Regions from separate parts of the Homo sapiens genome. Here regions 1 and 2 are each linked to region 3. The links are chromatin contacts, found by Hi-C or POLR2A ChIA-PET in ENCODE. All regions are on one chromosome and are shown on one strand. Each heading gives the region's core, a stretch centred on a gene start or an enhancer-like site at or near the end of the contact. The rest is flanking DNA. Distances are from core to core; before and after follow the strand shown.

What was found. A loop is a pair of places that touch in the nucleus more often than their neighbours do. ChIA-PET counts read pairs that join two places held with the same protein, here RNA polymerase II (POLR2A). Pooled maps may share reads with other maps.
Region 1: a map with no recorded cell type shows a loop between it and region 3 (7-fold over the local background). The contact joins two enhancer-like sites. A Hi-C loop is called at or near these places in 10 of 37 single-sample maps with no recorded cell type and 5 of 50 pooled maps. POLR2A ChIA-PET finds 5 or more read pairs at or near these places in 3 of 52 experiments (B cell, activated CD4-positive, alpha-beta T cell and activated T-cell).
Region 2: a loop to region 3 is called in a map with no recorded cell type, with 2.9 times the contacts of the local background. The contact joins two enhancer-like sites. A Hi-C loop is called at or near these places in 5 of 37 single-sample maps with no recorded cell type and 2 of 50 pooled maps. POLR2A ChIA-PET finds 5 or more read pairs at or near these places in 2 of 52 experiments (Panc1 and activated T-cell).

The regions. Positions count from the first base shown.
Region 1 is chr7:69,693,690-69,698,241 of GRCh38, reverse strand. All of the region lies in intron 1 of AUTS2 (activator of transcription and developmental regulator AUTS2), which reads right to left. Among named protein-coding and RNA genes, the nearest start is that of AUTS2, 97 kb to the right of the region's middle. RefSeq lists an enhancer at 990-1,039. Within about 2 kb of position 2,066, at least 4 of the 41 ENCODE cell types and tissues checked have a DNase peak (open chromatin) inside an H3K27ac peak, as active enhancers do.
Region 2 is chr7:69,676,693-69,680,873 of GRCh38, reverse strand. All of the region lies in intron 1 of AUTS2 (activator of transcription and developmental regulator AUTS2), which reads right to left. Among named protein-coding and RNA genes, the nearest start is that of AUTS2, 80 kb to the right of the region's middle. Within about 2 kb of position 2,318, at least 5 of the 41 ENCODE cell types and tissues checked have a DNase peak (open chromatin) inside an H3K27ac peak, as active enhancers do.
Region 3 is chr7:69,842,190-69,846,776 of GRCh38, reverse strand. The region is part of intron 1 of AUTS2 (activator of transcription and developmental regulator AUTS2); the gene reads right to left. Among named protein-coding and RNA genes, the nearest start is that of AUTS2, 250 kb to the right of the region's middle. RefSeq lists an enhancer at 2,753-2,862. Within about 2 kb of position 2,961, at least 3 of the 41 ENCODE cell types and tissues checked have a DNase peak (open chromatin) inside an H3K27ac peak, as active enhancers do.

The sequences.
Region 1 (4,552 bases), core at 817-3,316, 150 kb after region 3:
ACAACTACTATGTCACTCAATTTTTCGCATATACACACCTAACATTTTATTGTGCTTAAAATTATGGGACCATTATTAATGGCCAAGACACTCCATATCAGATCACCACTGGAGAAAAACTTGCCCTAGAGAGTTCTATGTATAAATTGAGTTATACATAGATGTATTTTACCCAAAGTCCCTGCTCAAGCTTAGGATAACAGGAGTTTCTAAAAGTAACATCCTGTTCTCCCTTCTCTTTGTCTTCAGGTCTGTCTTAGTGTCTTAATCAGCAGAGCCATAATCTAGAAGGCTCCACTATAAACTGCCGTGTTATCACAAAATGTCTGATCTACTTGAAGAAGTGAAGGAAAAGCGGCATGCTGATCCACTACAGAAAGTTCCCATGGTACCTCATGAATTTTTGAAGCTGTCTCATAAATCAGTTCAGCCAAGATCACTTAACTTGGTCTTGTTACAAATCCTGCTGCCACAGTGGACAGTGTCTGAAATTGTAATTTAAAAATGGAGGAAGGACTCTTCCACAAAAGCTGGGGTGGAGAGCTCACAATGCCAGTTCAGGAGTGTCTGAATACAGAGCTTGGGATGCCCAAAGTCAAGGACGAGAGGAAACTGATCTGAGCACTAACAAAATCCTAAGCTGCAGAAGATTCATTTTCTTTCACTTATTTCTGTAGGTATAAAGCTAAGACAGTCTGAGAAAAAGCTCAGACTGCACCTCATAGCAAATCTAGAAAGCCTACCCCTGACATCACCACAGCACTTCTCATATTGAATCACGATTGGTGGGTTTCTTAATTTAATCCTCTCTCAACTGTGAGTTCCCCAAGGCAGAGATCATTTTATTTATCCCCAGTGCACCTAGCTCAGTGCATGGCACCATGGATACAGTACATAAATATTTGGTGGATGTCTACTTAGAAGAGGCAATGCTTCTTGTAAAAGAAAAGGAAGCCTATACAATTCAGTTCATTTGCCCTTGGCAAAGAGGAACATAAGATCTACATCCTAAAACTGATTCTCAGAGTAAGGTCCTTGGACTAGTAGCATCAGCAATGCCTGGGGCCACATGAGAAATGCAAATTTTAAGGCCCCACCCAGGCATACTGAATCAGAAACTATGGATGAGGTCTAGCAATCTACATTTTAATAAGCCCTCCAGACGATTTTAATGAAAAGTAAAGTTTGAGAATCATTGTCCAACAGTTTCTGTGCATACACATACGTTACAGCTTCCTAACCTATCCCTTAGAAGTGAGACAACTGAATAAGATAACTCTAAACGTTTTTTAGATGTTTGGAAATAAGTTTACACACAACCATGAACCAGCTTTCCTGGTGGTGTTAATTAATTACATATGCAATGCTGGTTCAGTGGTTTTTATTAATCTGTTTCTCTCTGCTCACAGCAAAGACATACATATTTTACCAATGAAAATACAAAAGTCAAACCAACAGCTGAGACACTAGAAAAAAAATCTTTTTACAAATTGACCAGAACACATTAGAAAATTAATGTTACACAAAGTGACAAGAAGGTCAGGTTCTTAGGGCAAAATGGAGGTCATTCTGCATTTATCTCCAACTCAAACAACTAAAAGACATTCAGCAAAGATCTCCTCATTCTCCCCACTCTGTGCATGGCTATGGTGGCCTTCTCCCAGATTATCTGCTGGTATTTCTAAAGAGCAGATCGAGATAAGAGGGTAAGAGTATTCAGAGTGCTCAAAGAGGGAGGAGCAATTTTGTCACATGGAGACTTCAATGACATGTCAACAATGAGCCTAATTACCCTGCTGCTATTCTGAAAATAATTCTATACCCTTCACGTAAAAAAAAAATTCTATACCCCAGTGAGTCTATTTTGGAGGGAAAACAGCCCAGCAAAGACACCCTTGGCCAGCATTAGAGAAGGCTGACGTTACTAAGGAAACTCACTTGGGGAGGAAGTGCTGAGTCTCTTGGCCTTTCCCTGAGGAGGGGTAAGGTAACCAAACCAAAAAGGGAAGAACAGAGGTCCTCTTGAGCCTATGCAGCTGCTAGAGGTGCACCGAGGCTAACCGCAGGCTTCTAGAGGTGTCAAACTGCTCTGCAAAACTAAATTTGTCCTTGTGGCTGGAGAAATCGCAAAAAGAAAAGTGAATTCTCACCCATGATCTGACAGATGCATGTGCTTCACTAGCCACGAATATATTCAGATATTAAAGGGGCAGCAATTTTTAAAACTGATCATAATACGTTTTCATTCAGGGCCCACAAAACAAAAATACCACAAAGGGTGTCTTCCTATTTGTAGATGGAAAAAGAGCATTTCTTGAGTGTCAAGAAGGCCCCTTCTTGTGTTCTCCCGTAATACAGAAGCTACTGACCAAGAAACCGTGCTTAAAAATAAAGATTTTTTTTAATGTCTAGTTTCCATACCCAGTTTCAAGAAATTCAAAATTAGAGTAATTTTGGTCAAAATCTGTTAGATTTATTCCTGCAGTTGTGGGAGGGGGGCATTTTTAAAATGCTTCACTAAAACAGAAAATATACAAAAGCATGCTCTTAAAATATAGCAAAATATTATAAACAACATCAAGCCTATTAATGTCTACTATCAATCTAGTTTTAAGAGGATAGTTTTTTAAAATGGATATGAACATTTGCCCAATTAATTTTGTTTTTAAAGTGAGTATTAAAAAGCACAATATTTAGTCGAATGTGATTCAAATTCATCCAAATCAGGACCTACCCCTAATCAAATATCTGACTACAATTTTTCAAACAGTTAATAATTTTTTTGTTTTATATTTTATTAAGCTGAATAACACAATATAGTATTTCCTCTATATGACCAACCTGAAAATATTATATTCCCTGTTACTTTGTTAATCTATATTTATATTTTTAAAAAAATTTTTTTTCTTTTTTATACAAGAGTCTTGATCTGTTGCTCAGCCTGGAGTGCAGTGGTGCGATCACAGTTCACGGCGGCCTTGATCTCTGGGGCTCGAGCTATCCTCCCACCTTAGCCTCCAAAGTAGCTGGGACCACAGGGGTGTGCCACCACATGTGACTTTTTTTTCTTTTTTCTTTTTTTGTAGAAATGGAGTCTCACTGTGTTTCCCAAGCTGATCTCAAACTCCTGGGCTCAAGCAATCCTCCCACCTCAGCCTGCCAAAGCGCTGGGATTACAGGCATGAGCTACCATGCCTGGCCTGTTAATATATTTTCAGTGATTAAACAAATGATGACAAAACATAGGTTACCACGTTCTCTCCCATGGAATACCCATTTCTGTAAACACCCAAAATGTTCCAGTGGGGTTTTCCTGCTTTATAAAGCAGTACATATTTTAAACCCCTTTTACTCTTAATTTCAAAGACGTTTGGCGTTTTGCAAAGCTAGAAAAAGTAATTTTATCTCTCACTGCCATACCTACAGTCAAACTATAAATAGTAAGGCCACCTTGTAAAATAATGGATTTCAATCTACTTTCAACTTTGAGGGTCCGCATTACAACTATAATTACTTCTTTTAGATAACTCCTGTCCACTAAGCACCCAAATACAGAACAACGAAAGCCAACTTTCCACTTATGAAAACCCACAGAGTTTAATTTGTGATCTATTCTTTGTTCCTGAATAGGAACATGGTTTTGCCATGTTGCCTAGGCTGGTCTCAAACTCGTGAGCCCAAGCCATCTGCCCATCTCAGCCTCCCAAAGTGCTGGGATTACAGGTGTGAGCCACCATGGCTGGCCATAGAGCTTTTCTTATCCCCTGACTTCCTTTCCATGTCATTACGTTTTCTATTTTCACTCAGAACCCAAACTTTTTTCCCCAAACATGGCTGGGCATCAAAATCACCTGCAGATGCTATAACAGGATGTCTTAAAAGAACAGTAAAGAAAATAAAAATTATAATTTTTAAAAAGTAGAAAAAAAATTACCTGCAGGGCTTTCAAAAATTAAACATTCCTAATCCTTACCCCCACTGAGTCAGAATTTCCAGGAGTGAGACACAGAAATCCCTATTTGTTTTTAATGAATACTCAAATTTCAAAACTAGTACTTGGTAGCAGGGAATCAACAAGCAACACCTATTAGTTCCACCTAACTGCCCCAGCAACAATCACACACGAGTCTAAGGAAGCCATCACTGCAAGTAAAAATGTTTTAAGAGGAGACATCTAAATGGCAGAACAATAAGGTAAAATGAAAACCTAGTGTTGCCCATGAAATTCAGCAAATCTACCTGTAGTCTCCCATCTCCCTGCCCAATAGTGTAAAGACCACAGTAGTGGTTCCCAAGTTTTAGCAGGCATTAGAATCACCCTACACAGCGTATTAAAATTTCTGATAAGGGAATGGGGATCTCATGAATTTGCATATCTAACAAATTCCCAAGGGATGCTGCTGGTCCAATAACCATGCTTTGAGAACCACCAGGCTAAAGCAATGTCATGGAAATCAAATCTGGTGCAATTCCAGCTTTATCGCTAACTAGCTACACAACTTTGAGCAAGTCTCAAATTCTCTAAATTTTGTCTTCTCTTCTTCAGTGGGAG
Region 2 (4,181 bases), core at 1,069-3,568, 170 kb after region 3:
ATATGGTGAAACCCTGTCTCTACTAAAAATACAAAAATTAGCTGGGTATGGTGGCGCGAGCCCGTAATCCCAGCTACTCAGGAGGGTGAGGCAGGAGAATCACTTGAACCTGGGGGATGGATGCTGCAGTGAGCCGAAACCATACCACTGCACTCCAGCCTGAGCAACACAGAGAGCCCGTCTCAAAAAATAAAAAATAAAATAAAATACTCAGATTCATAGAAAGAGAAATGAGAATGGTGCTTACCAGGGGCTGGAGGGAACAAGGGAGGGGAGTTGTTGTTTAAGGGGTATAGAGTTTCATATTCACAAGATGAAAAATTTCTGGAGCTCTGTTTCACAATGAAATGACTATACTTAACACTACTGAAGTATCTACACTTTAAAATGGTTAAGATGGTACACTTTGTAATATTTTTTTAACACAATAAAAAACAACAATGATAATGCGTGTATGCTAGCACACATGCACAATAAGTAGATAAAGACAGGCCTAGGGACAACTCATCTTAAGTAGCTGTTTAAAGTGATTTCATGCAAGTAATTGAATCAGACAGTATATTTGCCACCTGGATTATAACTGCTAAACAAAATGCTCAAAAGCCAATTCTGACAATCCCTACCTATGTAACCATACTTAAGTATTCATAAATGAATCAATGAATGACTTGAATCAATGGATTACTTCTGAAAAACAACTACTATAGGATTTCTATTTAGTATAAGGCAGCATGCCTAAACCCACTTCATGATAAGAATAACATACACGTGCCATTAAATTTTTCCAATGTAACAGGAAAAAAAGTCAATGCTCTTCCAAAACACATCTAACTAAAAAATGTAGTATCTATGTAGAGACAAGTATATAATGTTAAAAGAAAACAACTGTTTAGTCAAGAAATGGTAATTCTTATAAGTTTTTTTAAAGGAAGAAAAGGGGACTGATTTCATTCAAAGGTCCTTGTGTGTCACAAAAGTTAAAAAAAAATTTTCTCAAATGTCTAAATTCAACCAAGTAAGGCAACACTCAACCATTTCATCCAGTTAAAATAAATAAAACTAAAAATCTATTCCATAGATGATGTATGTAACTGACATTTGCTTCTACTCCCCAAAATAAATTATTACTGACATGAAATATACAATCACATATCTTACAAGCCCAAAACATAGAAATGCAAAAGTACACACAGTCTTCTCTTTCCTGATTTCTTCCAAATGTAGATCATTCCCAGAAGTATTTTTTTCATTATTTAAAACTATCAATCTAGAAAGATTTCAATGCAGACAGAGTTATTTTTTTACATTTGAAATGTCTGCCGAACAATCTACCAGGTATCACACATCATCATTTATTTCCATAAAATCAACACAAATTTTAAAATGCAATAGCTAAGTTTACTGAACACTTAGTTATAACTGCCTCAATATTAACTAAACAATTCTCAGAGCTGCCTTATAAGGTAAGACCTGGAATCCCCATTTTATAGGTAAGATAACTGAGGCATGTAGCTAAGGCATTGTTGAGCCTGAATGTAAATCCTGGCAGACTGGTTCCAGAACCCATGCTATTATATTAACCACTACCAATACTATCGCCCATTAATGTACATGAAAGACACTGACACACTGGTCAATTCTTCTGTAACTCCAGGAAATGGTCCTACAGAGAGAACTAAAGAGAAACTACGAATGCCAAACATTCTGGCCTTGGCCAGTCACAATCTCTCTAGCTTTGTTTTTCTTATTGTGAAGTAAGTTTAAAAAATCCAACACCTGATAATATAGTTGGCTGGAAACAAAACCCAGCAAAAATATACACATATACTTCACTATGGCGACAGCATGGCCAATTACTCTCCTGATATCTCCCTTCTTCCACTTCCAATCTAGAGACAGGCCTTCCTTTGCCAAACATACTTTCCCATCCCCACAAAAGTAATTCTACAGCAAAACGTGCAGCATTATCGGCAAAAGCTAAACAGAAGGAGTCAGCATCTCTCTTCTAAGCCATGTCCCTGTCTGAAATATAATACAGTGGGCAAGTTGTTTCTCTGAAATAGATGGATCTATGGTTTGAGGGCAGCACAGAGCGTAAATCTGTCTCCATGAATGGCTCACGCCGTGTCTTTCTCGTTTTGTGTGCTATTGTGTGCTATCTGGCAATATATCTGTCACAGCTCTACTTCCTCCCTTCCACAAGAACAAAAGTTGAGAGAGATTGGAAATACAACCCCAGGCACAGCCTTATAAAGGCCACAATTGAGTTTCTGAAAACTCCAGGCCAACTCTAGGCAAAGCACCAGTTCAGCCTGTCTGTACACGAGGCAATTTGGTTAAGTAATAACACCATTTCGCCATGATTTTTGTTCCGCTCACAACAGAAATCATATCAGAGAAACCACGACTTACCATAAAATTATTTTAAAAAGAGAAACTTGATTCTGATATCCAAATAGAATATAAATTCTGCTTTTACACACGCTGGTCCCATCTGTAACACCCAGAAGTCAATTCAAGAGGCTGTAGACAGTGAAGGGATAACTTCAGATTTCCCTTGAAATGTTTTTGCAGCCTCAGCAGAAATTCAAAATGCCAGTAGTGTTGCTCTCAGTGTCTCTGTTCTGGCCCCCAAGACCCACAGGCCTGGCTTCCTCCAAGAAATGCTTGCATGAGGATCAAGCAGGGGACGAGTTTTTCCTGTGCCTGTCAGAAAGAATACTGGCCTTTCAGATGAGCACTTCCAGATTTCATAGGTCAGCCTGAGAACTTAAAACACTATTACAAAATCATTGTCCTTCAGCCCCAAGCATCTTAAAAGTAATTTATCAGCAGCATCACTGCCAACCTTACCCCAAGAGCTTGCTTTGGCATAACAACTGTTCAGGGTCTCAAAATGGGCTTTTCCAGAGAACTCGTAGAGGTCCCTGTGTTTAAATTACTGATCCCAAAACTCAAAATAGAATCTCAGCCCATTTGAAAACTGCACTTATAAAAACCACCATTTAGGCTCAAAGCTATGTAATTTGCAAATGCTCCTGCTTCTGTCTAAGTTTGCTTTTGGTGCTTAAAATCCAGCCAAAGGATGGAATTTAATACAACTACAAAATTAACAACAGATGGCCTAGTACATTTAACCTAGAGGAGTAAACAATGTGAGCGATGTCTCCAAAAAATAAATCTCCCCAGGAAGGCTATAAGAATATCTGAAAAACACCAAAATAAAAACTGGTGACTTCAAAAACGAAACTCAAACCCAGATTAGATCATCATGTAAGCATTACCATTTCCCTAACAATAAGTGTCAGTTTCTCCTTTCATCCACGTAGACCTTTTGTTAAGGACAAGATACCATCTTTTTTCCTCACTCTTCAACAACTTTCTCATCCTATAGAAGGGAAACGCTGGCAAAGGCTGGGTTAATGCTGGGGTTTCCAGTTAAGCACTATAGTTTTACAACAGTACAAAAATAACCAATTTTCAAACTATCAGAACACAATAAAAGATATTCAGCATGAACTTTAATATAATGTAGCTTTCCTTTGAAGACCCTGGAAAACTTGTACCTTGGATTTGTTGCCAGAAACATCAGTTATCACTATTAGTCAAGGTAGAGTGATGGGCAGCTCAGAGACCAGTAGGGGGCCACTAACTAAATCTTAACATCAAGCACCTCACTTCTCTGGGCTTTTGGCTGTCTTTATTTATAAAGAATGGTACACAGAGACTCTCTAAACTCTATCAGCTCTGACAGCCTATATTTCTTCAGAAACCCTTATACTCAAAAAGCTCCATTTAACAAGACATCCAAATAGATTAGATTTTCTATCTCTCTTCAGAAATTTTCTATCAGCTGATAATTCCCAAGGAATCTCCATAAACAGGCACCAAAATTGTCCACTGTTAAAATGAATGATGAGAAGCTGTGTGTTCTTGAAAAGCATCTACATATGAAACATAATGCACTTCCTTTACCCTTCTGTGAAAAAAATCTACTTCAATATATGAAGCATGGTCAGAAAACAGTTTCAGAATACTTTAAAAAAAAAAAAGAAAAAAGAAAAAAACCAGAGTTTCAGGAATAAATAAGAATTTAGGGCTGGCAGGTAGGGAGCCTATCCACTGAAAAATTAACTAAAAAGAGAAGTAAGATTTCCACAGAATACTGAAAAGTAATCATC
Region 3 (4,587 bases), core at 1,712-4,211:
CATGGTGAAACCCTGTCTCTACTAAAAACACAAAAATTAGCTGGACATGGTGGCACACACCTGTAATCCCAGCTACTCAGAAGGCTGAGGCATGAGAATTACTTGAACCCAAGAGGTGGAGATTGTAGTGAGCCAAGATTGTGCCACTGCACTCCAGCCTGGGCGACAGAGGGAGACTCTGTCTCCAGAAAAAGGGGAAGAAAGTTGCTGTGGGGATTAAATGAAACAATACCTGTAAAGCACTTAGTGTAACACCCGACACATAGGGAGTGCTCAAAAGATGTTGGTATTTATTATGAATATCGTATTATGGATTCTGGGCCCAATGCCAGGCATATATTAAAGAAAGGAGTGAAGTAAAGGAAGCACATGACAAGAGAAGTTCAGTGGCTCAAGTCTCTGCAAAGCCACCTTCCAAATATTGTTCTTAGAAATTCTGGATGACTGCAAACCCAACAAAAGCCACAAAGTAATAAGACTGCCAAAAAGGCTAATGTGGTCTTGGCTTGCATTAAGAGAGTCACAGAGTCCAGAATAATCATAGAGTGGTCAACTACGTTTTTTTCTGTACACTCTCAGACTACAACTGTCAGTGGTAAACTTTGTGAATATCAATATGCCTAGAAGCAAAATGCATGTAGAATATATTAACAAAAGGCACAGACCAAAAAAAAAAAATCCCAAATAAACTTGAAAGAAATCATAAAACTTGAGAGTGAGAAAAGAGGGAAGTGGTCATTTAGTCTGAATCCTCATCCTGTCATAAAGCAACAGGGGAGCAGTGAAGCTCCTCATCATGAACCTCTTAAAAGCAGGAACTGTGTATCATTATTGTTACCTCAAGTGGCTGCCCAGAACCAGAATGTCCACAGTCAGTGTCAGAACAGAATTGCAGCCCCAGGCACCTGCATCCCAGGAGTTGTGCTGACTACATCAGCACTGCCTTTGATTGGATTGGTGGAAAACAGAGAAGAGGAAAGAGTACAGAAGAAAGAATCTGGGATGTCCTGACAAACTCGTCTCACCTCCAGCTTGCTCTAGGGTCAGCAGAGGGCCACCCTATGCAGTGGTAGTTCACCAGCACAGCTTTAGAGAACTGGACCCTCCCTTCGTTCACAAACACTCCCCTCCCTGCTATGATTTCTGCAGGAATAGGCCAAAATTACCAACTTTCCTTTTCCTGATTTATTTCTGATTCATGTAATCGTAGTCACTTACAAACCAAGGATGCACTAAAGTCCAGGGAAGACATGCATTTTATGCACCTTTACTTCACACAAGAGCATCACTGTGGCAGACAATAACCATTGCCCTTCTTAGCTAATAAAAATAGAGCCCCAAGTTTCTGAGAGAGGCAATGAGACGAGCCTCAGGAAATCAAGCATGAGTGATCTACGCCAATCAAGGTCTTCTTGATTCTCTTTGCCAGTTTGAGGGCAGGGATAACGGAGTGGTAATGTGACCCAAGTCTGGTCAATGAGACATAAAGGCAAGTCTTCTGTAGGCTTTGAGGAAAAATCATCTTCTCTGATAAAAAGGAGGAAAAAGGTACCAGGAAGATTCTTTTGCTCCTGGCATCCCATCTTCTTGTTTTAGATGCCATGAAGAAATTATTCTGAAACAATGGCAGCCATCTTATAATCATGAGGTCAGAAGCCTGAAGGTGAATTCTAACACACTTTGAATAGCAGAGGGAAACGAAGGATGAACACAGCCTCTGAATAAACCCTGGGCCTCCTATTCCCATCTTCTTGCCACCATACTTTGTTAGATGGGTTTTCCATTACTCATAATTGAAAGCATCTTATTTATGTCCATCTCCACAATCCTATTATGTCCATTTCACAGGACCAGAAAAATGAATTTTTAGAAATTTAAATAATTTTATAGGACTGAGAGAGGCCATACTGTGCACTGAACACACTGTTAGGTAGTATGTAACACAATTCGGGGTCAAATGGAAGGGGAGTAGAGGGATTAAGATTCCTAAATGCCAGGGCTAAGATCTACCGATAAAACTAAAGGAATTCAAACATTCTACCGTGCTCTAAGAAACAACAGATCTAGAGAGCTGAGGTCCCAGGGGTGCAGCTTGTGTTCTTGAAAAACCCTGAGTGTTTCACTTAGTCAAATATTATGCTTCTGCTTTTTAAATATTTCCATTTAAATGTAGATTTTGACCTTCTCTCCAATGAAATATTAATATGAGTATAAAATATATATTACTCATATCTGAAAGAGGGTCTCTTTCCAGTGTCTGTCATGTTTCCTCTCTGGTGTCTTGGAATGACTTCTGAAAACCATGACAGTTTTATCTGCTGCACCCATCTCTGCCAAATGTCTCACTGAATGACTGAAAGCTAGAAGACCACATCTTTCTCAGGCACATTTTGGATTTGTTTGCATGTGTCTGTTTAATTTATTTCATTCGGTTATCAGTAAGACTGGTTTCCTTATAGCAATAACCATTTAAGTACCAGGTGGGCAAAAATGAAAACTGTCTCCAGCAATATAATAAAAAGGAAAGGCTTATTTCATTTAAAAATCTCCTTTCCTAAATAAGTAGCCCATACTAACATTAACTGGGGTTTCTATTTCTTTCTAATAACTGTAGCCCATTAAGTGGAATAGCAGATTTTTTTTTAATCACACATTGCTCTACCGATTCAGCTTTATCATCTTCAGTATTCAATCAGCCAAATGATGAATAGGGGAATAAGCAGAGTAACGAGGATTGGCTGGTATGTGAATTTTTCCTTATTTATTTCTATCACAGTCTTAATAACTCTCACATGATACAAAGATACTATTTATCAGGCCACTTGAAAAGCAGAACTGTCCCCAGCATTGAGCGCTCAAGTAAAAAGAAGATTGTATTCAAGAGCTGAAATATCTAGTTTCACATCTTATCTTCTTAGTTGTGGACCTTCATGCAAATTCCTTCATCTCTCTGAATCTCAGTTTCCTCTTCTCTAAAATGGACACAGCATGTTTACCTCACAGTTGTGCTGCAAAGACTAGTTGATTACCATTTGAGCTAGGGCCATGAGAAGGTTACCACACTGGTAAACAAAACATCTCAGAAACTAGCCTCTGAGGAAATCTAAAATATTCACATTCCCCCTGGTACTCTACAACCAGGTCAGCCATCAACCACCACAGATTACTGCTTTGTCTGTATCATCCCCATGCATTCCTTTATTCGCCACTTAACATTTTTACTCATTCAACGGAAATTTATACTGCACATCTACTATTTTCCAGGCATTATATCAAGTATCCAGTGTTGAACAATGCAGACATGTCTCCTGTCCTCATGGAGTTTATAATCTTCTCTAACAGACTTCCTAAATTTTGACCTCTTATATATACCTGTTGTTGAAAAACTCTGCCCTAAGAACAAGCCCCTATGCAACCCCTCCCCAATTCTCACTACTCTCCATTCCAACATGAATGCCCCTCCACTAGTCCTGGGACCTAATGAACCCATTTTATTTGGTTTGCCCCTTTACATTTTCATGTAACACTTCTTTAATTCATCTATGAGATATTTCCTGACCACCTCTTGCAGGTCCATTGGAAGAGCTGAAGTCTACCTGACTTCAAATGCTATTCTGAATACCTCTCTTTCAGGTATGGATCCTATCCTTGAATCACTTTATCTTACTTCCAGACAGCTCAGAGTCACCTGTCACTGAGTGTAACAAGGGACTAACTGCAGCCCTTTGCCCACACTGCCTGGATACCATCCTGCCCCCACCTGGCACATACTCCATTATCAGCCTACAACAGAGCAATACTACACTCAAGCCCCCAGCATCTCTGAGTAAACCCTAGCCATTATGCCTGGCTATCAGTGAGGTTTTATACCTCTCGGAAGTCCTGAGCTGAGACGGGCAACCAGCAGAGAGCCAGCCATTAGGGATCTGCTGCCATTCATCTATTTTTGGTGATGCTACCACTGTGCCCTTGAGTCAAAGCACCTGAATCAAGTCCAGTTGCTGAGATCACAGGACCAGAAGCTCAAACACTTAACTTTAGGCTCTCTGACCAAAAGAATAGTCCCAGTGAAAATACATCTAACACACCCAAATAGGTAAAATAAGAAACACTCACTGGTGTCACTGATGGTTTAGGGCTAGAGAGTTTGAACAAAGTAAACTACTTTTGAAACTCTTCCTTTGAAATTTCCACCAGCATCACAGGACACAAAGAGGGGCAAAGAATATCCCACTACTTCCCTGTCACACACTTCTGTGATCAAAATTTAGTCACTTACTTCATAACATCAGAATAAGCTACAGGAGACTTCAGATGTTTCTCAAAAACAAATCATCTTAAGGCTCTGAGAGAATTCTTAAAGAATATGTTATGAACAGTAAAAGCGTCAACACACAATGTCCTAAGGTATGTGCTTTAAAGAGACTCACAATAATTAGGACAAGTTTATCTGGTCACATGTTCCTTATAAAATCTAATTTTCTTATATTAGCATTTCATCCACTTCTTTGCAAGTCTTTTTTTAAAAAAATCCATTTTATCTACCAAACCATAATATTAAGATGCCAACATATTTCTAGATAAGAT